3 separate regions of the Homo sapiens genome follow, and regions 2 and 3 are each linked to region 1. A link is an interaction called in ENCODE POLR2A ChIA-PET data of the cell type or tissue named here. Cell type or tissue: HepG2. All regions are shown on one strand. Links, peaks and the distances in the headings refer to the core of each region. The heading gives the core; the rest is flanking DNA.

Evidence for each region. Peaks named below come from ENCODE experiments on the same cell type or tissue, not always from the same donor. Only the 100,000 strongest peaks of a DNase experiment are listed, where the experiment ranks them.
Region 2: POLR2A ChIA-PET joins it to region 1 with 8 read pairs; 1 of 35 experiments calls an interaction of 5 or more read pairs at or near these places.
Region 3: POLR2A ChIA-PET joins it to region 1 with 5 read pairs; 1 of 35 experiments calls an interaction of 5 or more read pairs at or near these places.

Annotation. Positions count from the first base shown.
Region 1 is chr6:157,725,438-157,733,191 of GRCh38, forward strand. No RefSeq gene overlaps it. Among named protein-coding and RNA genes, the nearest start is that of SNX9, 94 kb to the right of the region's middle. RefSeq lists enhancers at 6,497-7,018, 7,276-7,754. In HepG2, for the core only: no CTCF peak of the experiment used is centred there; DNase peaks (open chromatin) are centred at 2,324 and 3,064; H3K4me3 peaks cover 537 bases.
Region 2 is chr6:157,526,827-157,534,580 of GRCh38, forward strand. The region is part of intron 1 of ZDHHC14 (zDHHC palmitoyltransferase 14); the gene reads left to right. It overlaps MIR3692 (microRNA 3692), which reads left to right and starts at 2,306; the gene lies at 2,306-2,374. RefSeq lists enhancers at 3,923-4,828, 4,829-5,733, 6,300-6,800, 6,801-7,301. In HepG2, for the core only: no CTCF peak of the experiment used is centred there; DNase peaks (open chromatin) are centred at 4,385 and 4,775; H3K4me3 peaks cover 1,123 bases.
Region 3 is chr6:158,007,864-158,015,617 of GRCh38, forward strand. All of the region lies in intron 1 of SYNJ2 (synaptojanin 2), which reads left to right. Among named protein-coding and RNA genes, the nearest start is that of SYNJ2-IT1, 11 kb to the left of the region's middle. RefSeq lists an enhancer at 1,567-1,706. In HepG2, for the core only: no CTCF peak of the experiment used is centred there; DNase peaks (open chromatin) are centred at 3,088 and 3,858.

The sequences.
Region 1 (7,754 bases), core at 1,805-4,304:
TGATTAAAGTTTCCCACTGATACAGAACAGCTGGGCTTCTGGCTAAACCTCAGCCTTGAGCTTGGAACTGTGGCCCTAAGTGAAAACAGCTGACCTTGCTTTTCCACCCAAAAGTTGCTTTTTGGCCTGCCACACCCCTATTCTGTGCCCATAAAAAGACTTCAGCTGGCAGAGCAACACAAGCAGCTGATGCAAGCAGTCAGGGATGCAGGCCGCCGAGTGTCAGGGATACAAGTGGCTGAGTGGCAAGCAGAAAGGCATCAACTGAATGTCAGAGATTACGGATAGACGCAGATAACTTCAGACAGTGCGGCTTCAGGGAAAGGTCGCCTTCTTCCTGCACCCTTCTTCCCATACCATCCCCTTTCCAACTCCCCATTCTGCTGAGAGCCATATCCATCACCCAAGAAAATCCTCCACATACACTACCCTTCAATCCGTTTGAGTTACCTGATTCTTCCCGAACACCAAACAAGAACCTGAGTGCCGAGAGGACAGGGGTTTGGATGCTGCCACAGGCCTGCACAGAGCCTGCTCCCACCAGAGAGGAGTGACCAGCTGGTTCCAGTGTTCATTCCCTCTGTTTCCCACGCTCACTTGCTCACACACTCCCTCTCACGAGGAGTGGCCAGCAGCAGGCTGAAGGAAACAAGCCACTCCAGTTCCCACCCACAAAGGGGGTCAAGGTCAAAGGAACTGTCCCATCTCACCACACTCAGTGATGGACCATTTATTAAATTCTTCTTTCTCTGTGTGTTTCCTGTTGGGTCATCTCCGCCATTGTCTTGAAGTTTACGAATCTTTCTTCTGGAATCTCTTCCATGGTCATTAATCCCATCCAACGTATTTTTCATCTCAGCCAGTGTAGCTTTCATCTCTGAAAGTTTATTTTGGGTCCTTTTTATATCTTCCATGTCTCTCCTTAACTATTTGAACATACAGAATACAGGTATTGTGATTATTTCAATATCCTTGTCTGCTCATTCTAACATCTGTGCTAGTTCTGACTTGGTTTTGATTGATTTAGTTTTCACCTCATTACAGATTGAATTTTTATGCTTCTTTGAATACCTGGTAATTTTTTATTAGATGTCAGACATTAGGGATTTTGCCTTGTTGAATACTGGATATTTTTGTATTCTTATAAATATTCTTGGACAAATTAAGTGACTTGGAAACAGTCTCAGTTTTGCTTGCTTGCTTTGAATACTTCTTAGGTGGGACTGAGCCATGATTAATCTAGGACTCATTCCTCCTCATTACTGAGGTAAAACCTTTCTGAGTGCTGTACCCAATGCCCAATAAGGTGAAACATGAAGTTTTCTAGTCTGGCTTATGGGAACAGGTGCTACTCCTGGCCCTATCTCACTGTTTAACTAAAATATTTAAAAACAACACAGGAGTTTAAAAAAATTCAGAACTGTCACAGGTTGCCATAATTAGAAATTGCACATGGATCTGATAAAATGTTGTTCTATCAGCTAACACTGGAGTTCCACTCAGGAAGAGGATGGACTTTGGTTTTGAAAATACCTTGAGAGGTCACTCTAGTTCGGAGGTGAGGCTTCAACAGTTTATCTGGAAGGAGGCAGTGAAAAAAGAGAGCCAAAATGGTCTGTGTAAGAGGTTAGGAGAAATCTGGGTATGGTGGAAGGAAGTGAATTAATTAAGGCAAAAGGTCGAGGGAAGGGAGACAGGAGGCCAGATTGTTCCTGGAACCGAGCCGGGTCTGGCTGTGTTTTCTCGTGGCCCAATAACGAGAAGCAGACAAACTAGGAAAGAAGGGAATTTCTTGTAGTAACCAGATACAGGGAGAAGGTCAGAGATAATTCCACTAGACCAACTCAAAGTGTTACAATTTTCTTAGTGCTTATATAGATTGGGGTCATATGCCTATGTGCAGTATCACATTCACCTAAGTCTATGGGTAACTAATTTCGTTTCAACTAGAAGATCAGAGGCCAAAAAATGCTTTCTAAGTCTGATCAAGCTGTGAGGGCCCCAGTACCTTCAAGGCCTGTCTCCTAAATTCTATTTAATGAGGACTGTGGTACCAGAGTGATTATTCCTATCTTATCTCATTTGCAGTTTGGTCCAGAGAGCTGCCTTAAACTCTCCCATAAATCTATTCAAACAGCTGCCTCAGTTACCTTGACTCATCTCAGACTTCATTAACCTGAGATGGGTCCTGGCACGAGGAGTGTAAGGCTGTCTCCATCATCTTGGCTTGCTCCAGCTTTGGGAGAAGACTGTGTAGGAAGTGTGTTTCATTTCTGGCTTTGATGTCTGGGCATCAATTTCCCTGGGTTTAATTATTAGCTTAATGTTGAGGCAGTGCTGTGGAAATGTGTCTGTGTAGCTGGGGTGCTCTGCAGGCCTGTTTGTGTGATGGTCAGGGAGAATTGACCTGCCACAGCTGGCCCAGAAGCGGGTAGAGATATAGGCAGTGAAATAGAAACTCTTCATGAGATGGACAAAAGACCGAAGCAGGGGTGTCTAATATTCAATTTTAGGTTTGATTCATATCTAACATTAGACTGAGATTCAGATGTGGTGGTATAAACCTCTCCATGGCCTCAAGTTGTCGGTAAAATTCAGCTATTTATGCAGCCTTGGTCGATGGCTTGTCAAAAAATGAAATTATCAAAATCATGGCCAGTTAGGGCAGCGAGGTGCAAGCTGGGATGAAGAGATGTTCCATTAGCTGAAACGATTTTGCAGAATCAGGATTTCAGAGCTAGGGATGACCTGGAAAAATGTAATACATATGCCCTTCACCCTATGAATCCCCCAAAGAGTTTGAAGGGAACTCTAGATCTCCAGGTACACCTGGGATGGAGGTTCAAGTCAATTTCACTCAAAACCCAAAGGACAGGGTCAACTTCAGTTGACATGTCAATTAAGTATGATTAATTCTCAAACTAGTGACACCAACAACGGGTGGTAAGCATTCAGAAGAGAGTCTGTCAGGAGGACCTGGTTCAGCTGCCTTAAACATGTGTCAGAAATCGACTTCGACCTTTGCCTTCGCATCTCCCCTTGGGACAATGGGCTTTTGTACTCCAGTGTATAAATTTATGATGTTATCTGTTCTCCGCAACAAATATGACATCATGGTACAGCCCAGAAGCAATGTTATCTTTTTCCCCCTCAAGGTTAGATTGTCCCTACCATTCCTCGCTGCAGTGGCAGAGCTGCAGAGGGATTGGCTGAGGTTTGCTTCAAGTGTCATACTGCTATTTACAGCAGGTGAAACAGTTCCTTCTAGAAGGGACCTCTGTTATCTCCCCCAGTGCCCACTGGTGTCCTAGGAAAGCACAGTTGACACTGGGCTTTAAGCAGCCATTAAAGATAACACTGGGCTTTAAGCAGCCTTTCTAGGCAGGGCACAGTGGCTCATGCCTGTAATCCCTGCACTTTGGGAGGCCAAGGTGGGTGGATCACTTGAAGTCAGGAGTTCAAGACCAGCCCGGCCAACATGGCGAAACCCCATGTCTACTAAAAATACAAAAAATTAGCCAGGCATGGTGGTGGCAGGTGCCTGTAATCCCAGCTACTCAGGAGGCTGAGGCAGGAGAATCGTTTGAACCCAGGAGGCAGAGGTTGCAGTGAGCCGAGATCACACCACTGCACTCCAACCTGGGTGACAGAGCAAGACTCCATCAAAAAAAAAAAAAAAATTAAAAATTAAAAAAAAAAGGATCTTTCTGTCTATTCATCAGTGAACCTAGGAATGCATTTTAAACTTTGCCCTTGGGTATTTTCCCTGTTGCAGATGAAGGCTATTGAGGCTATTTCTTCTTGCCGGCTTGCCTTCACACCTCCTTCAAAGGTAGTTTCTTTAAAATGTTTTATTAGAAACCTAAAGTTAAAACTTTTAGTTACTCCCAATTTTTACTGAGCCTTGAGCACTCTGCATTCACAGTTGAGGGTAGCTGCGCCTCCCACTGTCCCCACCGCGCAGAACTAGGATGTGGGTCCAGGTCCCAGCAACCCTGCACCCCAGTCCTAGAAGGTACTGCAGAATCCTTCCCTGCTTTGCCTTTATAGTTTTAAGTTGGGGACTCTCTTGAGTAGGCAGCAGAGAGCGCTGACATATATAATAGAATGTAGAATATAAAAAAGATAGAATTTCTGACAGTGCAGAATAAAAGGTGCTGAAAAAAATGGATGGTGAGTTAGAATAAAACAAAGTTGCATTCCTCACTTACTTTTTGCTTATATAAAAATCCAGGGCCATGCAAGGTGGCTCATGCCTATAATCCCAGCACTTCGGGAGGCTGAGGCGGATGGATCACCTGAGTTCAGTTCGAGACCAGCCAAAACAAAGCATTAAAAATTAAACCATAAAAGGATGAAAAGAAAATGTAATAGATTCTTCCAATAAACTGAACATGAGGAACTTAACTCCCCTTGCCCCCACTGACCTATGCTACAAGGTGGATAAGACTCACACTTTTAGCTAAGTGAAAGTAGCCAGAGACATAAAGTATGGACCACTGACATGAAATATCTAGAACAGGCAAATCTGTAGAGATAGACAGTAGATGAGTTGTTGCCCAGGGCTGGAATGGGTGTGGGGGCGGGGAGTTGGGGCTGAGAGCTAAGGGGTGCATGCAGGGGTTCCTTTTTGGAGTAATGAAAGTATTCTAAAATGTATTGTGATGATAAATGCATAACTCTGTTAATACACTAAAAGCAATTGGATTATACATTTTAAATGAGTGAACTCTATGCAGCGTGAATTATATCTTAGTATAACTGTTTTTTTTTTTTTAAAAAAAAAAAAAAAAAAGAATGAAGGAGCCAGGCGCGGTGGCTCATGCCTGTAATCCCAGCACTTTGGGAGGCCGAGGCAGGTGGATCGCCTGAGGTCAGGAGTTCGAAGACCAGCCTGGCCAACATGGTGAAATCCTGTCTCTACTAAAAATACAAAAATTAGCCGGGTGTGGTGGTATGCGCCTGTAGTCCCAGCCACTCTGGGAGGCTGAGGCAGAAGAATCGCTTGAACCTGGGAGGCAGAGGTTGCAGTGAGCTGAGATCGTGCCACTGCACTCCAGCCTAGGGGATAGAGCAAGACTGTCTCAAAAAAAAACAAAAACAAAAACAAAAAAGTAGATAAGTGAAATGAAAATGAAAACCATCCATTAGCCCTCTACCTAGAGGTAGTCACTATTGAAAATTTGACTTATGTCCCTTAGTTCTTTTTTTTTTTTTTTTGGGTCGGAGTCTTGCTTTGTCACCCAGGCTGGAGTGCAGTGGTGCAATCTCGGCTCACTGCAACCTCTGCCTTCCAGGTTCAAGCAATTCTCCTGCCTCAGCCTCCCAAGTAGCTGGAATTACAGGTGCCCACCACTGCACCTGGCTAATTTTTGTATTTTTAGTAGAGATGGGTTTTGCCATGTTGGCCAGGCTGGTCTTGAACTCCCAGCCTCATGTGATCTGCTGGCCTCAGCCTCCCAAAGTGCTGGGATTACAGGCATTAGCCACTGTGCCCGGCCTTACCTACATTTTCAAACTTTTTCTCTAATAAACAAATGTTACTTTGTCATTATTATTATTATTATTATTTCTGAGAAAGAGTCTTGCTCTGTTGCCGAGGCTGAAGTGCAGTGGTGTGATCTCAGCTCACTTCAACTTCCACCTCCCAGGTTCAAGCAATTCTCCTGCCTCAGCCTCCTGAATAGCTGAGATTACAGGTGCGTGCCACCACACCCGGCTAATTTTTGTATTTTTAGTAGAGACAGAGTTTCACCGTGTTGGCCAGGCTGCTCTCAAAACTCCTGACCTCGTGATCCACGTGCCTCGCTCCTGAAGTGCTGGGATTGCAGATGTGAACCACCGGGCCCAGCCTCTAATAAGCAAATGTTACATTAGAAGGAAAGAAGGCAGGCAGGAAGGACGGGAGGCAAGAAGGAAGGAAAAAAGGAAGGCAGGAGGGAAGGAAGAAAGGAAGGCAGGCAGGAAGGAAATATTTGGTTTCTTTTCCTAAGATGCAACAGGTGGAAACCATGATCTATGTCTGCTCATGGCTCCATGACCTCCTGCTCATTGTGTTGAAGAATGTTTCTTTTCCTTGGTTCTTACATGAGATTGGATTGGTTTCCATGTTAATTAAGAAGATGTTTGCTCTCTGAATGAGTTAACAACTTGTGAAGTCTTCATCTGACCTCCTGTAGTTCACCTGGAATTGCTCAGATCAAGTAGTGAAACTTTGGGATGATCCCCTGAAGTTCAGATCCCTTCGACTACTAAATATATTTAATCCCTCTTCTATGTGTAAGAATAATCTGCCGATCTATTACAAAAATCTATAAAGGATATCATTCCCCTCTCAAAGACCCTCTTACTCTGTCCTGCATTAAACTAGGCACTTCCAGCTTGGAGCCCAACTAGGTTTCCTATTGGAGATCTCAGTCTGATGGATGGCAGTCTAATCGGAATGATCCCTGTCCTCATGGAGCGCACAGTGCTGGGGAACATCCTGGGACTGCTGGGAATGCCAGTCAGGGAAGCAGGAGCCCAATCACCAAAGGCCAAGTCCCCAGGTCAACAGTTTGAACTCCTTCCTTTGGCAAGAGGGCAGGGAAGAGCCCTGTTGAGGGGTTTGAGGCAAAAAAGGCCTATTGATAGTTGAAAGACCACCTTGGCTACCAGGTAGGAAGGAATTTGTGTGGGAGAGCCTGGAGGCAGGGAGGGCGGCCCCTTAGTAGTTCCAGCCTTGAGGTCAGATTGCAGACACTACATGGTCATTGGCTGTAAGCCTCTAGTTCCTCCCACTAAGAATGCAGGACATCACAGAGCCATTCTCACAGCACTCCACGCCTTCTAACATTCTGCCTCAGGCTGCATTTACTACCACATCCCAGCTGGCTTAGGCCTGGGTCACCTGCTCAGCCCCAGCAGGTTGTGGATAAATCCCTATTTGAAGAGGTTCTTGTTTCTTTTTTTGACCCCTAATTTATTTCCTCATCTTTATTAAGGTATACTTGACAATTGGAAATCATATATATTTAAGGTATAGAATGTGATGACTCAACATACATTTACATTGTGAAACGATGGCTACAGTCAAGTTAATTAACACATCCCTCGCTTCCTACCGTTTCCATTTTGTGTGTGTGGTGATAACACTTTAGATCAACTCTCTTAGCAAATTTCAAGTATACAGTAGTGTATTGTTAACTATAGTCACATTGCTGTATATAAGATCCCCAGAACTTATTCATCCTGTTTAACTGAACTTTCCTACCCTTTGTGGATGTTTTGTTTTGTTTTGTTTTGTTTGTTTTTAGAGAGGAGGTCCCACTATGCTGCCCAGGCTGGCCTTGGACTCTTGGACTCAAGTGATTTTCCTGTCTCAGCCTTCCAAATAGCTGGGGTTATACGCATGAGCCACTGTGCCCATCTTCTTTGTACCCTTGGCCCAACATCTCTCCATTTCTGCCATCCTTGCCCCCGCCCTTGGCAACCACAATTCTACTCTCTGCTGCTGTTTGACTTTTTCAGATTCTACATTTAAGTGAGATCGTACAGTATGTGTCTTTCTATGCCTGGCTTATTTTATTTGGCCTGACACCCTCTAGGTTCATCTGTGTTGCTGAAAATGGCAGGCACAGCTCCAGCCTTCTGTGGCCACCTGAGGGGACTTCCAGCGTTTCCCAAGGTTCCGACTGTCCTAGGATACTCTCCAAGTACATTGTTTTGAGCAATGGCAGAGCCCAGGCTGCAACACTGGCTTACAAAAATTTGCC
Region 2 (7,754 bases), core at 2,909-5,408, 200 kb before region 1:
AGATTATTCACCAACCGCTGGACCAGGGACCTGGGTAGATGTTAATTTTTATTTGCTGGCTCATAGAGAGAGGTTCTAGGGATGTGGGGAGAGGGGCCGGGGCAGTGGATGGTGGCCGGGAGCACTGAAGGACTTGGGGCAGCATCTTTAGCAGCTGGCCTCAGAGTGTGCTTCTGAATAGGTACTTGATTACGTACCTCCCCTCCTAAGAGTAGTAGTTTATAATACTGTTGGGGTCCAGGACCCCTTTGAGAATCTATGGATCCTCCCACACAATGTGAAACCATGGCCGTAGGTAAGGCCAACGTTCTCTTCTATCGCTGCAAGCTGGTGACCCTCAGCTGAGCCACCCTGCAACTGGGTGCCTGAAAGCAGATTACACCAGCCGGGGGGCCATGGCTGCATCAGTGCCCCCATCTCCTACCAGACTTGGGCACCTCCCATCGACTCCAGGAGCTCCCCAGCTCCTGTTTCTACTCTGAAGGAGAGGCTGCATTCTCAGCTCATGTGGCGAACAGGAATAGTTGATATTCCTTTGCTCAACTGACCTGTTTTCCTATTTTCCCACCCAGATTTTCCATTCAAAAATCTCTTCAAAAAAGTGCTTTGCAGAGCTTGCTCTTATAGTCAGACAATATTGAAGTCCTTTCATCTTGCACCATGCAGCCTCAGAGTCTCCACCCAGGGGAGAGTAAGAGTCAAAACCTCAACTGATGGAAACTTCTGGTAGAAAAAGCCTTCCAGAACTGCCCAGAGTAAGCACTACAGTCACGAGGTTTTGCCACAGAGCGTATAGGCTCAGCTAGAGCATTTTCAAGCTGTTTTTCTGTGGCCTTGCTTGGTGGACCTCTGCTTTTTGACCTCAAGTTTCACAAGTGCTTTAAACATGAAGCAGTGTTTTCTTGGCAGCCATGTAACGGTCTCTCAGGAAGTTGTTTCTGGAAATGGAAAGACTGTTCTCAGAACTTGACAGTTCTTTAGGGCTCCAGTTATTCTGAATGTTGAAGCCAACTGGACAATGTATGACGCAAGCCTAAGAGGGATAGGGATGTAGCTGTAGGAGGGGCTTTCTGATCCTTCTCTCTCTCCATTGTATCACTCTGCAGTTTCCCTGTTGATTCTCCAACTTTGCCATCTGCTTGGCAAAATTCAAGAAAGGTGGCACTTATTTAATTGATTGTAGCTTTCATGGCAGTCACACCTTCCAAGCCTTCCATCAGGCCAGCCAGGCATGATTTCCTTTGTTTCAGTCCCTCTTGGTGTTCTCTAATTAAATATGCTTTTTCCAGATGTTTCTCCACCGTATTCTTTAAGGTTGTTTCCACCATTTTTCCCTAGATCTAATGTCCATTATTTTGCCTTTTGCCCTTCTCTTTTTAGTAATCAGTTAATAATCGTGTTTGCCATGGGGAAGTCCTCAGGAATACTTCTGTTGTATTTCAAAATGAGCTGAACAGTTTTTTTGTTGTTGTTGTTTTTTAATCTCAGAAGTGTGTGGCTTAAAAGAAAAGTAAAGAAATGATATGAAAGTTTAACCATAGATGAATATACTTGGAAAAGCACAAGTAGATGAAGACTGGGGATGGGAGTGGGCATTAATCAATTAATTTAAAAAGCACGATAGGGTGGGCGCAGTGGCTCACACCTGTAATCCCAGCACTTTGGGAGGCTGAGGCGGGCAGATCACGAGGTCAGGAGATCGAGACCATCCTGGCTAACATGGTGAAACCCTGTCTCTACTAAAAATACAAAGAAATTAGCCAGGCGTGGTGGCAGGTGCCTGTAGTCCCAGCTACTCGGGAGGTTGAGGCAGGAGAATGGCAAAAACCCGGGAGGCGGAGCTTGTAGTGAGCCGAGGTCGCACCACTGCACTCCAGACTGGGCGACAGAGCAAGACTTCATCTCAAAAAAATAAAATAAAATAAAATAAAATAATTAAAAAGCACAATTAGATGAAGACTGGGGGTGAGAGTGGGCATTAATTAATTAATTAAAAAAGCACAATTAGATGAAGACTGGGGGTGGGAGTGGGCATTAATTAATTAATTTAAAAAGCACAATTAGATGAAGACTGGGGGTGGGAGTGGGCATTAATTAATTAATTATAAAAGCATAATTAGATGAAGACTGGGGGTGGGAGTGGGCATTAATTCCTCAACAGCACATGGTATTTTTCAGGTTTCTCCCAATGAGTTCAAAGAGTTTCATTGAAAGTATATCCTTGTAGTTGCTAGTGTCTAGGAGACACACTCAGACTTCCAGTTTTACTCAGCACCTACCACCTGTACTCTTCTGAGGTTCTTTGCCATTCCTGCTGGTCAGGAGTGGATACTGGAGCAATAGATACAGTTCCACACTGACACTGCAGAAGTGGAGATCTCTGGAGTCTCTGCAACCCCACCCTCTCTTCACAGGGAGCAAGTTACTTCTTGAGTATAACCTGGGAATTTTAGAAAGTTTATCTTTTTTCATAAATGAAAGTTTATGTTTTAGCATTGTACTGGTCAGAATCCTCCAGTATTTAAGCAAAACTAACCAGTACGGTCTTTGTTTAGTATACATGTATTTTGCAATAACAGGAGCAGTCATCACCATTTAGTGTCAAGCTTGATTGACAGGGCCCCTGGGAATCTGTGGTTTCTGTTGTGTAGAAACCACAGAGCTTGTTATTCTTCAACTGGAATTGGGAAGCGGAGCCCAAGAGAAATGTTCTTGACCTTCAGTCACTAAGGCGTTACTACCAGACTGCTGGCAATCCATCAATGAGCGACTTTGTCACCCAAGACTCCGAGCTTGTCTTCTCCCCAGACTGGACAAGGCACCTTCACGCAGAATAGTTTCAGGTTTCACTGTGTTCTTAATTACATTTAATGAGGATCATTGAGATCCTTATAAAAAGGTGAAAACAGGTACAGCTGTTATTGTATTCCACTAAGAAAATGTGTAGAGTGCAAAACAGAAGTGTAGGCCTCATTGTGGTACAATTGAGAGACCATGCCTTGGGCCCATGGGCTTTGATGGCGGCCACATCTGATTGACTTCTGGTTATGAAACTTATTAGCTAAACCAGGCTCAAAGTAATGAACCTCTTATAAGTCTTATCAGTCAAATTAATGAACCTTAGTTTCCTCATCTGTGAGATGGTCTCAGTAATACCAATGTCATAGACAATTAGCTGTGTACATTTCTGTAGACATTATATGAAATGTTATATGTGAAACTGCCTGCAATATAGGTACTCAATCAAAAAAATGTGAATTTTCATTTGCTCCCTGCAGTCTTACTATCTGGCTGCCTGTTACTTTGAAAACCATGTGTATGAAACAGTAACAGGCTACCTAAAAAGAAAAAAAGAAAAAAGAAAATGATGTGGGACCACATCTGTGTGTCTAGCAGGCATGGACCTTCCCTCTGGATCTGTTTGTTCTGACCTTGTCTTCTAATTGAGCTGGATAATTACATGGTAGGAACTCTCCCCAACATCAGGGCCGAGAAATGCTGTCACCATGTTTTAATGCAAAGGCACTTTGCCAAGGATAATAGTCGATACCACGGGCATTGTTTTAGGTGAGATAAAGGAATCATCTGTGAATGAATGCTGTGTCCCTTTAGAGAAGGAAAAAATGAATCGGCAGCCCCAACAGCAACCCAATATCCAAAGACTTTCAGTGAATTTCATTTTGTTCATTTTTCTACCAAATATGCACTTTTGAAGCTGTCTTTGCCTGATAGTCTCCAACTTGGTGTCACAGGGCTCGTGGGCTTTAAGCTGTTAACCTTGTTTTATTTCTCCCCTTTTTGGAAATAGAACCATTTTCTCCTGAAATACCTTTGTAGCCTTTTTTCTTTTCTACTCAAAAGCACCTTATTTCCATTTTGCATAATTATTATGTACTATTTTTCAAATTATGATGTCTCTGCTATTGGAAACAACATTGTTTAGTGAGTTTGTGGGTGAAATAGCTTAGCCTTCTGCACTCACATGTGTCTCTGTCTGAACGACTGGATATTTCTAACCTGTATTGGTCCTATATTATCTAATTCCTTGAGGTTTATGATGACGGATATGTTAAAAAAAAAATCTTCAATTCCTCTTTATTCTTAGGGAAACATTGTAAAGCAAAATTTACTTAGAAATTCTTCCTACTTTGCAAAAGAAAGAAGGTGGCCCTTTTTCTCCCCCAGGAGAGAGATCGTTAGCTCAGAGGAGCGCTGTCAGCAGAGGCTGGAGCACACGGAAGTGGGGTCTGCTCAGGTCCCTCTCGGTGTTCATTGCTTCACCTGCATGACGACCTTTGCACCCATCGCTTTGCAGTTCGCCACCAAACGTGGACCCAGATGTCCCGGGTCTGCTCTGATGATTCCACAACATTCAATTCAGCAAATATTTGTCGAGTGCCTATCATGTAGCAGTGTGTGAGGCACTGGGGATGCCACAGTGACTAAACAGCCTACAACGCCCCTGCCCCCCCCGGACATGCCGTTCCAGAGTCCAGTCCAGGGAGGATTACACTGTGCTTCCGCCAGTCACTCGGTGCACCGTCCGAAGGAGGCCTGGAAACATTAGGGTCAGGGAGGGTCTGGGGCTCCCTGTCCTTGCCAACACCCTTCCTCTCTGCAGGTCTCACTCCTGCCTCTGACACCCCCTCCAGAAAGGCTTCACCAACACCCCCCGCTCCGGCCCACTGAGTTGGTTCCCTCCACCGTTCCTCAACACCTGTGTCTCCACACTTGCTCTTTTGTTTGTAGTGTGCTGATTTGCCCCACCCCCCAACCCCCACACTGGAATGTGAGCTGCCAGGAAGCGAGGGTCTTGTCTTGATCTTCCTGCTTTCCTAGCACATGGTGCAGCTTGCTGGCAGGTAGTGTGTATTCAGTGGCTGTGTGCCGAGTGCCTGAATGAAGGCGTGAAGGAGACTCAGTCATCTCCTGCATCCACGGTACTCGTAGACTTGTTCTCCAGCTCTGGAAAAACTTTCCAAGACTCAAATGTGCCTTTTCCCCAAAGGCCTTGAGTTACTGCATCTTCGTAACGCCGAAGACACTTTTCCGTAGCGGTAACATCTGGACTTTGTGCAGTGTGACTGTCCCAGAGGGCCTGGCCTCGTTCTGCGGGATGGGCGTGGGGGTGCCAGCTCCCTGGCAGAGGCCCCAGTCCTGGGTAAAGCTGTGCTCACTGCCTGCCCACCCTGGGTGAGCAATTGAAGCCCTAGTGTGGGGCCCCTGGCCATGGAAGCACTGGGGAAGGAGCCGCTGGGGGAGGAGGAGCAGGCACAGCAGGCGTCTCCTGGTGGCACCAGCAGCCACACCCCTGGGCCACCTCCCAGCAGGCAGCCTGATGGCCCCAGGGCCTTGGGATGGGAGGAGAGCCTCAGTGGTGTTCAGTGTGCAATCTGAAACAAGGCAGGGCATTTTCCTTCCAACAAGGTTTTCTTGAACATGTAATGATTAAACTAATTCATATTTTGTTGAAAATGTCTCTGTTGAGCAATTCATTGCCAAACAGTGCTCACTGATGAGCTATCCAGCGTTTGGGTTCAATTCCATGAACATTGCCGGTGTTGAGGAGATTTAATTTGTATAGCATTTGATTCTTTCTCATTCCTGAACGCCTCCTTTCCCATCTTGCCATCCCTAGACCACCCGCAACCCAAGGAAAGAAAAAGGGAATCTAGCAGGCCTCTGAGATTCCGGATCTCCAGGGGGCTTGCTGGAACTGAGGGGAGTTGGGCCCTATATGTGTGGCCTTGTCCTGTACTTTAAATAAATACCCAGTTTAAGACAGAAATCTGCAAGGATGACAGAAGAACTTTCTCTAGTCACATTCCTCCAAGAAGTTGGGTACAGACCAGAGCTGAGATAGGAGATAACCTGGGTTTTGCCTTCTCAAATGTATGATCCTCCATACCCCAAAACAATTAGACTAATTAAGGTATTGTAAGACAACTTGCAAAAATCAAGAGCTTCAGCCCGCTGAGGTTTCAATCCAACAGAGAATATACATTATCGTCAAGCATCTTCTTTATGGATAGTTGAGTTTTTAAAAGCACAGGCAGATTTTAATATTTCGGCAATTATCTTCTTTTTTAGTTCAACAAGTACTTATGCATTTATTTTTAATAACATATTTCTCTACTACAAAAATAAGCCATGCTTTAATTAAGAAAATTTGGAAACCACCAAAACGCACATATGCAGAAAATCACCCAGGGATAATGAGATAATGGGGCACATTCTTCTAGTTACAAATATAGATGTGTTTGAAACACAAATAGGATTGTCTCCGCTGTACTTTGTATCCTGTGTTTTTTTAGATGTCTCTTCATTTCATCTAACAAATAGTTATTGTAAGGTCAACTATGTGCTAGACTGAATTCTAGGCACTGGAGGTTACATCAGTGAACCAAGCAGATACACGTCCTCATTGCATTGAGCTTTTTTCTAGTGGGGTCAGACAGTAAGCAAGGAAGTATATATATTAACAGTGTGCCAAGTGGGGATAAGTGCTATGGGAAGAGTAAAAGCTGGAAGGGGTTGGGGTTGGTGGAGACGGGATGGCTGGTCATAGGAGGGCTGCAGTTTGGAGATTGTGTGCAGCACAGTCAGGGAAGGCTCTACAGAGATGGTGATATTTGAGCAAAGGCTGGGAGGAGCTCTATGGCTCCCTGTAGGGAGGGAGTTCCAGGCAGGGGGAAGGCACAGGCAAAAGCCCAGAGGAGAGGCAGGCCTGGCTTGTTCCAGAGCTGCAGGGGTCGGCAGGAGGGAGGAAGATGAGGTCAAAGAGGTCACAGGAGCCAGATGGCTTTGTAGCCTCGGCAAGTACCTGGCTTTAGTTCTGAGCAGAGGAGGGACGTGCTCTGGCTTGAGCTGGTGCATTGGGCACGGAGTGCAGCCTAGGGGGAAGCAGAAGAGCCGGGCCATGCTTTGATGGGCTCAGGAGGCTGCAACGTGGAAAGCCCTCAAGCAGACACCTCTGCCTCAGGCTCTAAATGTGGAGATGTTTTAGGAATACTGTGGCCAATTTAGTTCACTTGCATTTTTTAAAATGTATGCACAATAATGATATATGATTTTTAAATTGGTGTCTAATTAAGTCTATAATAACTCTTTCAATAAGTATGAAATAAAGATCCCTTGTGGTTAGGGAATATTATCTGATTTGGCACATTTCCCCTTAATGATACATCTTAAAATGTGGGGTACCTTAGATTGGATGAAACAAGAATTATGAATAGAGCTATGACTTTCCTATACAGAGTTTCCAGAAGGGAGGCAGAATGGACACCCTTCAAATATAAGCCAGGGTCAGAGGCAGCTAAACCTTAGAATGCTGTTTAGTGCCAGGACAAATCCCAAATCACTACCCTGGACGCTTGGTATGTGCAGGTCTTCCCAGCACACACACCAGCAGCTCTAGGAAGAGCTTTCTCGGAAGGGCCCTGGCTTGCCCTGACGATGCCTTACGGTTCCAGGATGCACAGAAAGCAAAATGGAGTTACTTTGGCCAATTAGCTCAGCAGCCACACATGGTCTGAAAATGACAAAACATTCACCTGAACCAGGACTCGAATGGGAAATCTGGGGCATGTGGTTGCCATGCCTAAGTAATGTCTGGACATTAAAGAGCAACTTTTGGGGCAAAACAGTGTTGGCTTTCCCTCCCATGATTCACATGCTACCCAGAAGCCTCTGGCTTCCTGGAATTCTATTTCATTTCATTTCATTTCATTTCATTTCATTTCATTTCATTTCAT
Region 3 (7,754 bases), core at 2,909-5,408, 280 kb after region 1:
CTGTAGTCTTGACCTCTTGGGCTCAAGCAATCCTCCTGTCTCAGCCTCCCAAATAGCTGGGACCACAGGCTCCCACCACCACGCCTGGCTAATTTCTTTAAAAATTTTTATAGGGATGGAGTCTCACTGTGTTGCCCAGTCTTGTCTTGAACTCCTGGGCTCAACCAGTCCTCCTGCCCTAGCCTCCTAAAGTGCTGGGATTACAGGGAGGGAGATACCATGCCTAGCTAGTTTCATTTGTTATCTGCCTGGTGTGTGTAGACATCTGCTTTGTCACCTCCATTGTGGAGAGCAACATGGGGTTTCACCATGTTGGCCAGGCTGGTCTTGAACTCCTGACCTCAGGTGATCCATTCCCCTTGGCCTCCCAAAGTGCTGGGATTACAGGCATGAGCCACCACGTCTGGCCATGGTTGTGTTTTTTAAAAGAGCTCTTATCTTTTCCAGAGTCTTACTGAAATATTTACAGATGAAATAATGTGATGCCTGGAATTTACTCACAATAACCTAGGGCAGTGCTTCTCAAGCTTTGGCATGCATTCAAGTCCCCTGGAGGGCTCATTAAAACAGCTTTCTAGGTCTTGAGCCCAGAGCTTCTGATTCACAAGGCCTGGGGTGGGCCCCGTAACTTGTATTTCTAATGCTTGGTGCTGCTGGTGTGAGGAGCCCATTTTGAGTTGAGCTGATCTAAGGTATAGGAGAGTGAGTAGCCTGGGCGTGGGCTGGGAGAAGGTGGAGTTGGTGGGTACGTGGTAATGAAGGTACAAGGGTTTATTATGTCACCCTACTTTTCTTTGGAAAGTTCCGCAACTAAAAAGCACGTGTGTATGTGTGTCTGTCTGTCTGTCTGTCTCCAGAACTCTTCAGCTCTTCCATTGCTGCGCCCTGGCTCAGGCTAGAGTCCTCTCTTGCCCAGGTGGCGCTAGCACCTCCTAACTGGTCTCCTTCCTTCTCTCCTTGTTCCTCTAGAGTCAGTTCTCAACAGAGCAGCCAGGATGATCCCCAGACCCCTGCAGTGGCATTCAGAGTGACACCCAAAACCTTTCTGTGACCTCAAACTTCTGTGCAGTGTGTTCCCCACGCCACTTCCTCCATGAACCTTCAGTCACACTGCCCGCCTCGCTGGGGCTTGCACTGGTCAGGAGTGCTTCTGCCGCAGGACCTTTGCACGTGCCCTTCTGGGCCTACAGTGCTCCTCCACTCTCCATGCAGCCATCTCCCTGGCTTCCTTCAGGTCCGCATTCAGATGTCACCCTTGCAATGAGGCCTTCTCAGACAACACCATCTAAAATGTCACTTCCCCTTCCCCACTATTCATACCCTACTCCCTGCTCACTTTTTCTGCTCCGCGCCTGTCACTGTCTATATTGCACTGATTGATCTTATCTATCCTGGCAGGAAGCTTGAGCAGCGCCCGCCTCTTCCTGGCTGTGCCTCGGCAGTGCCCCCACCCCAGCCTCCCACCCCATCTTGGTCTGCACCCCCTGCCATCACTCATCCATTCATTCCTCCTGTTCCTCTTGGCCACTGCCAAATGCTGGATGGTTTCCATCTGTTTGGTTCACTGCAGTGTCTCTGTCCCTGGAAGGGTGCCAGCCACAGAAGGCACGAAGATGTGTCCACAGAGCCGGCGGCTAAAAATCTGGCAAGAGGAGTCGAGGAAGGGGGCTGAGGAGGTAGAAGGGAGGGCTTTCCTCAAAAGGCCAGAAATTCGTGGCCAGCCAAAGGGGAAGCAAAGACATTCTCGTGTAGGAAAACTTACAGGAAATGCAACTAAAAGCGTGGGAGACAGGAAGTCTGTGTATTTCTGAGATTATCAAGAAAGGGGGGATGGAAGTTGCAAATGGGCAGGCCAAATTCAGTCTGCAGAGGTGTGCTTCCAGCCCACGCAGTGCTTAAAATAAATGGAGATGGTTGCCAGCACTGGAAGGTCTGGAGTGCCCTGTCTCCTGGAAACACTGCAGCCTGGCACCACTGGGCTGGTGAGCATGACTGGCACCTGCAGCAGCTGCCCACCAGCTAATGGCAGGTGTGTGTTCTCTGCTCACCCAAAGCCCTTCCAGCAGCTTCATTTTGTTGTTGTTGTTTATTTGTTTTTGAGACAGGGTAGTGGTACAATCACAGCTCACTGCAGTCTTGACCTCCTGGGCTCAAGCAATCCTGCTATCTCAGCCTCCCAAGTAGCTGGGACCACAGGTTCCCACCACCATGCCTGGTTACTTTTTAAAAGAATTTTTGTAGGGATGGAGTCTCCCTGTGTTGCCCAGGCTGGTCTTGAACTCCTGGGCTGAAGCAATCCTCCTGCCTTGGCCTCCCAAAGTGCTAGGATTACAGGTGCGAGCCACCATGCCTGGCTAGCTTCATTTGCTACCTTCCTGGTGTGTGTAGACATCTGTGTTGTCACCCCCATTTTGGAAAGCAAAAAGGATTTCTTCTTCCTTCAAACATAATTGAGAAAATACAGTTGTTTGGGGGCAAGTAGGGTGCGGGGTGACTCTGGAACCGGCCTCCTGGGAAGCCAGGCCTCTGGGAGTGCTGGAGGTGGGCAGTGAGGCTGCCAGGCCCCTGCCTTCTGGGGTGGGGTGCATGCTCCTGATACATCAGAAGGGTCGGGGGAGGACTTGGAGGTGAAGGCACTGCAGGAAGAGAGGAAGCTTACTGGAGAGACGGTCAATGGGGCAGTCAGGCTTTAAAAGGACGGGCCCACCAAGTGAAAAGATGACCAAGTGTTTGGGCTGAATTGTGTCCTCCAAAAGGATATGTTGAAGCCTAACCCCCGGGACCTCAGAAGGGGATCTTATTTGGAGATAGGGTTGTTGCAGTTGTAACGCTGAGATGAGATTATACTGGAGTAGGGTGGGCCCTTAATCCAGTGTGACTGCTGTTCTAAGAAGATGTACATGTGACAATGGAGGGACATGTGGGGAGAGGATGGCCACGTGATGATGGGGGGGACATGTTGGGAGAGGATGGCCACGTGACAACAGGGGGATGTCAGGAGAGGATGGCCTCGTGACAACGGGGGAATGCCAAAAGAGGATGGCCTCGTGATGACAGGGGACACATGGGGAGAGGATGGCCTTGGGACGACAGGACATGTGGGGAGGGGATGGCCACGTGATGATGGGAGGACATGTGGGGAGAGAATGGCCACATAATGGTGGGGGGACACATGGAGAGAGAATGGCCACATAATGGTGGGGGGACACGTGAGGAGAGGATGGCCACATGACAATTGGGGGACACCACGCGGGGAGAGGATGACCACATAACAACGAGGGGACATATTGGGAGAGAATTGCCACGCGACGACGGAGGAAGGGACTGGAGTGAGGAAGTCATAAGCCAAGGAACGCCAAGGACAGAACAAGCAGCAAACACAAGACACAGGGCCAGGTAAGGAGGTCCCCGGCTCCAGGTATCAGAGGAGCCCTGCTGATGCCTGGATTTCAGCTCTCTGGCCTCTGGACCCAGAAGAGAATGAAGTTCTGCTGCCTGGGGCCTCCCAGTTTGTTTACAGTGAGTCTGTTCATGGTGGAGAAACATCTTCTCATGATGTTCCTGTCCACCATGGTCAAGGCCTGTTTTGAGCTCCTGCATTGTATAAGTCAGAGGTAAAGCTGTTTTTCTCAAGGGGTCAATAATTGACAGTATTGGAATGGGACAAGGTGGTCCTGTTGGGTTTTGTTTGTTTGTTTTTAAAATATGAGGATAGAAAGTCGTGTTTTTACTTGTGCTTAATTTTCCCAGTGGCCGGGATGTGAAGTCCACGCCTGTCATCTGTAATGCACCAGGGCAAGGGGTCGGTTTTGTTTGCATAGCTTCTCCCAGGGTCATCTTCCCACCCCTCAAGTGTGGATTTGGCCACAACACTTTGTTTAGCAATTTCCTGTCATTTTGTTTTATTTGGTCAGGCTTATTTGCATAGTTGAATGAATGCACAAAGGCCTCCTTGTTTCGTGGTTCACAAAGTCAGAACTGGATCATACCAGGGCATACGGGTTCTGTTTCAAGGCTTTGTAAAGCTGCTAGGGTTGAAATAGGTATTTTTGGTGTCGGAATTATTTTATTGCATTTATCAGTTTATCTACTGAGATGGGGCACTGAGAACTGCTGATTTACCTCTCTGCAGCCCTGTCTGCAGTACCTGAAGGCTGGGGGAAGACATTTGGCAATGCACACAGCCTTTGTTTCTGCCTGTGAAGTTGGGGTTTCATAGGCCACCTCCCAGGAGGGCCCTGTAGGTGCATGACAGAGTCCGAGTGTCTCACCAGTGGGTTTGTCATTGCACCCAAGCAGATGCTGGGGGAGAGGATGCCTCTTCCTTCTCCTCACCCTTCATCAGTGTGTGAGCAGAGGCAGGAGACCTGTGGGCTGGAAGGCCCACATCCTCCTTCCCAGGCTGTGAATGTGGCACTTACATGGCAGGAGGACTTTGCAGATGTGATCAGGACCTTGAGAGGAGACATTATCCTGGATGATCTGGATGAGTCCATCGCACTCACAGGGTCCTTAAAAGCTGGAAGAGGGAGGCCAGGCAGGGAGAGGGAAGGAAATGTGAGGATGGAAGAGGGATCCGATTGCCGCGATTGCTGAATTTGAAGAGGAAGGAAGGAGCCGAGAGCCAAGGAATCCAGGCAGCCTCTGGGAGCTGCAAGAGACAAGGAAATGGATTCTGTCCTGCAGCCTTCGGAGCAGATGCAGACCTGCCGACACCTTCCTTTCAGCTCAGCGAAATCCATTTCAGAATTTTGAGTGCAGAGCTGTAAGGTCATGAGTCTGTGCTGCTTAAGCCACTGTGTTTGTAGTCATTTGTTGCGGTAGTAAAGGAGACTAATATGCTATTTTGCCACCATTCTGAGCTTTTGAGGCAGGCTGATGGAAAAGGTGGGACAGTGGCTTCCCAGTACTTTTCTAAGTGATCCTGAGAACCTAATATCCCAGGCACTTCATATTCTGTAACTCTCCACCCTGCTGCCAGCAGAGTCTGCTTAGTCCTCAAGACGAGGGGCTTCTGCTGCTCTCAGAGGTTGATGATTTCATTGATTATCTTTAAGTTACTCTGCACTCTCCCTTCCCCAGAGAAAACCCAGTCAAATTCAAGTGAGCATTGGGGAAAATATTCATTCATTAAACTGGTTCTTAACCTTTTTGGGGGCACCGACCTCTTGAGATTCTGTTGAAAATGGGATTTTAGCCCCCATAAAAATACATATCAAAAATTTGCATAAATTTTGGCCAGGCACAGTGGCTCATGCCTGTAATCTCAGCACTTTGGAAGGCCGAGACGGGCAGATCACTTGAGGTCGGGAGTTCAAGACCAGCCTGGCAACATGGCGAAATGCCGTCCCTACTAAAACTACAAAAAATAGCTGGGTATGGTGGCGCATGCCTGTAATCCCAGCTGCTTGAGTGGCTGAGGTGGAAGAATAGCTTGAACCCAGGAGGTGGAGGTTACAGTGAGCTGAGATTGCACCATTGTACTCCAGCCTGGGCAACACAGCGAGACTGTCAAAAAAAAAATTGCATACAATTTTGAGAACAATTTTGTATACAGATTCCCCCAGGAGCTACCCCTTGAAGCTCCAATGGCTGCCAGGGGCTTCCTCTGTCACCCCAGGTGAAGAGCCCTTGTACAGATTAATTCACATTAAGGCTGATGAATGGCTGTTTTCCTAGTAAGTCTCCTCGCTGTTTGCCAGGTCCTTAAACCATGTTCAGTGGATCCTCATTATTTGTGGATTCCATATTTGTAAATTCATCTGCTCTCTAAAATTTGTTTGTCACCCCAAGATCAGAACTCATAGACACCAGCAGAGTGGCAAAAATGTGTTACCCGATGAGCCTTTTCCCAGCTGAAAAGGATGCTCTGCCATCTTGTTTCAGCCTCTTGGTGTAAACGAGTGTGGTTTTCATGATTTGTTTAGTGCCATGTTTTCCATGTTTTGTGCTTTTTCTTCGTGGTTTCACTGTTTGAAAGTGCTGTCTAGTGTTTCCAAGTGCAAGAAGGCAGTGATGTGCCTTATGGGGAAAATATGTGTGTTTGATAAACTGTATTCAGGTTTGTGTTCTAGTGCCACTGGTTGAGTGTTAACGAATCAACACTGTACAGATGATTCCTGACTTACGATGGTTCCTTCCAGTATGATTTTTCAACTTAACAACGGTGTGAAAGTGATATGCATTCAGTAGAAACCATCTTTCAAATACCCATGGGACCATTCTGTTTTTCACTTTCTGTTCAATAGTCTATACATTTCATAAGATATTCAACACTCTTTCAGAAAGTAGGCTTTGTATTTCATGATTTCGCCCAGCTGTAGGCTAACATGTGTTCTGGATAGGTGGAAGGCAAGCTGAGACATACCTCTATGGTGTTTGGTAGGTTAGGTGTATTGAATGCATTGTCAACTTAGGATATTTTCAACCTATCCTGGGTTTATCAGGACATGACCCCATTGTAAGTTGAGGACCATCTGTTTATTCAGTAAGGTGTCTTTTAAATAGAAAAACACATAAAACAAGGTTAGTATTGATTGATTGACAAAAATGTTGCAACCTGAGGCTTTCAGGAACCTAACTCTGCATTTCCTTTAGGAGTGCTGCTTGCTTCAGTATCTGCTGGTAACTCTATGGAACATAGCTACTGTGAATAATGGGAATTGGGTGTATTTTCAAGTTGTTGGCCTCTCCAGCTACGCTGGTAATCAGTCCTGCTCTTTAAATCACATCTTACCATCAGTCCTGCCTAGAGAAATGGAGGAAGGGAGGTCTCTGGTCTTACGGTCTGTCCCGACTCTCTGCCCCACCAGCTATGTCCCGAGAACCAGCCTGGACAGAGCCATCTGATTGGTGGGTGGTAGCAGGTCATGTTGTGAGGCCCTGGTGCCTGCCTTCTGTCCTCCTGTGCTCGCTAGAGGAGCATGAGGCAGGAGCAGCCAGTCCATGCTGGTTCCTGAGCGAGGCAGCTCTAGGGCTGCCAGCACCCACTCCTGGGGGGCTGAGGGTAGGAAGAGCTTCAGAGGGGAGGATGGGACTGTCTGACTATATTTCCAATCCCAGTTGGGACTTGTGGTCTGATGAGGACAAGTGCCTTTGAGGGGGATGGGGATGGTTGAGAGGAACCAGGAAATCAAATGTGTCCTGGAAAACATGGCATGGTGGATCTTTTGAGTTGGGGTGTTGGGATGTGTGTCAGCTAAAACAAGGTTCACCTGCTTCAAATGTTCATCCAAGCTTTCTACACTTGCCTCTCTGAGTCAACATCTTTAGAGACAGCAGGAAGTGATGAAAGTCAGTTCACAGTCCATCTGCTCTGAGGGCTTGGTATGAGGGGCTGATGTTTTCTGTCATTTTCTCCTTTCTAACATTTCACTTTGGGATCTTAGTTCCTGGTTGAAATTCCTTAACTGTGGGAGTCGAGGCAGCCTAAGAATCCTTTTCGGCTGCTTAAGACAATGAGGTAGAGAGGGAACCAGCTGCCCCTTTTCTTACCTCCATGATGATGTAGAAATGGTTCCATCCAGCCCAAGGGTTCTTCTGGGGCCCAAAGCTCCTTAAGGGCTCTGTGCATAGGATTTGAGGATTAGTTTTCTTGGGTGGGGAGAAAAGTCCATCTTTATTTGTATAAATCCTACCTGAAATGCAGCATTTCCTCTAATTAGGAAGGCAGGCAACAAAACCAGTATGTTAGCTATGTCTGTGACTCTGTCACCAATGTGGGTTAGCCGTATCTCTGACCCTGTCACCAATTG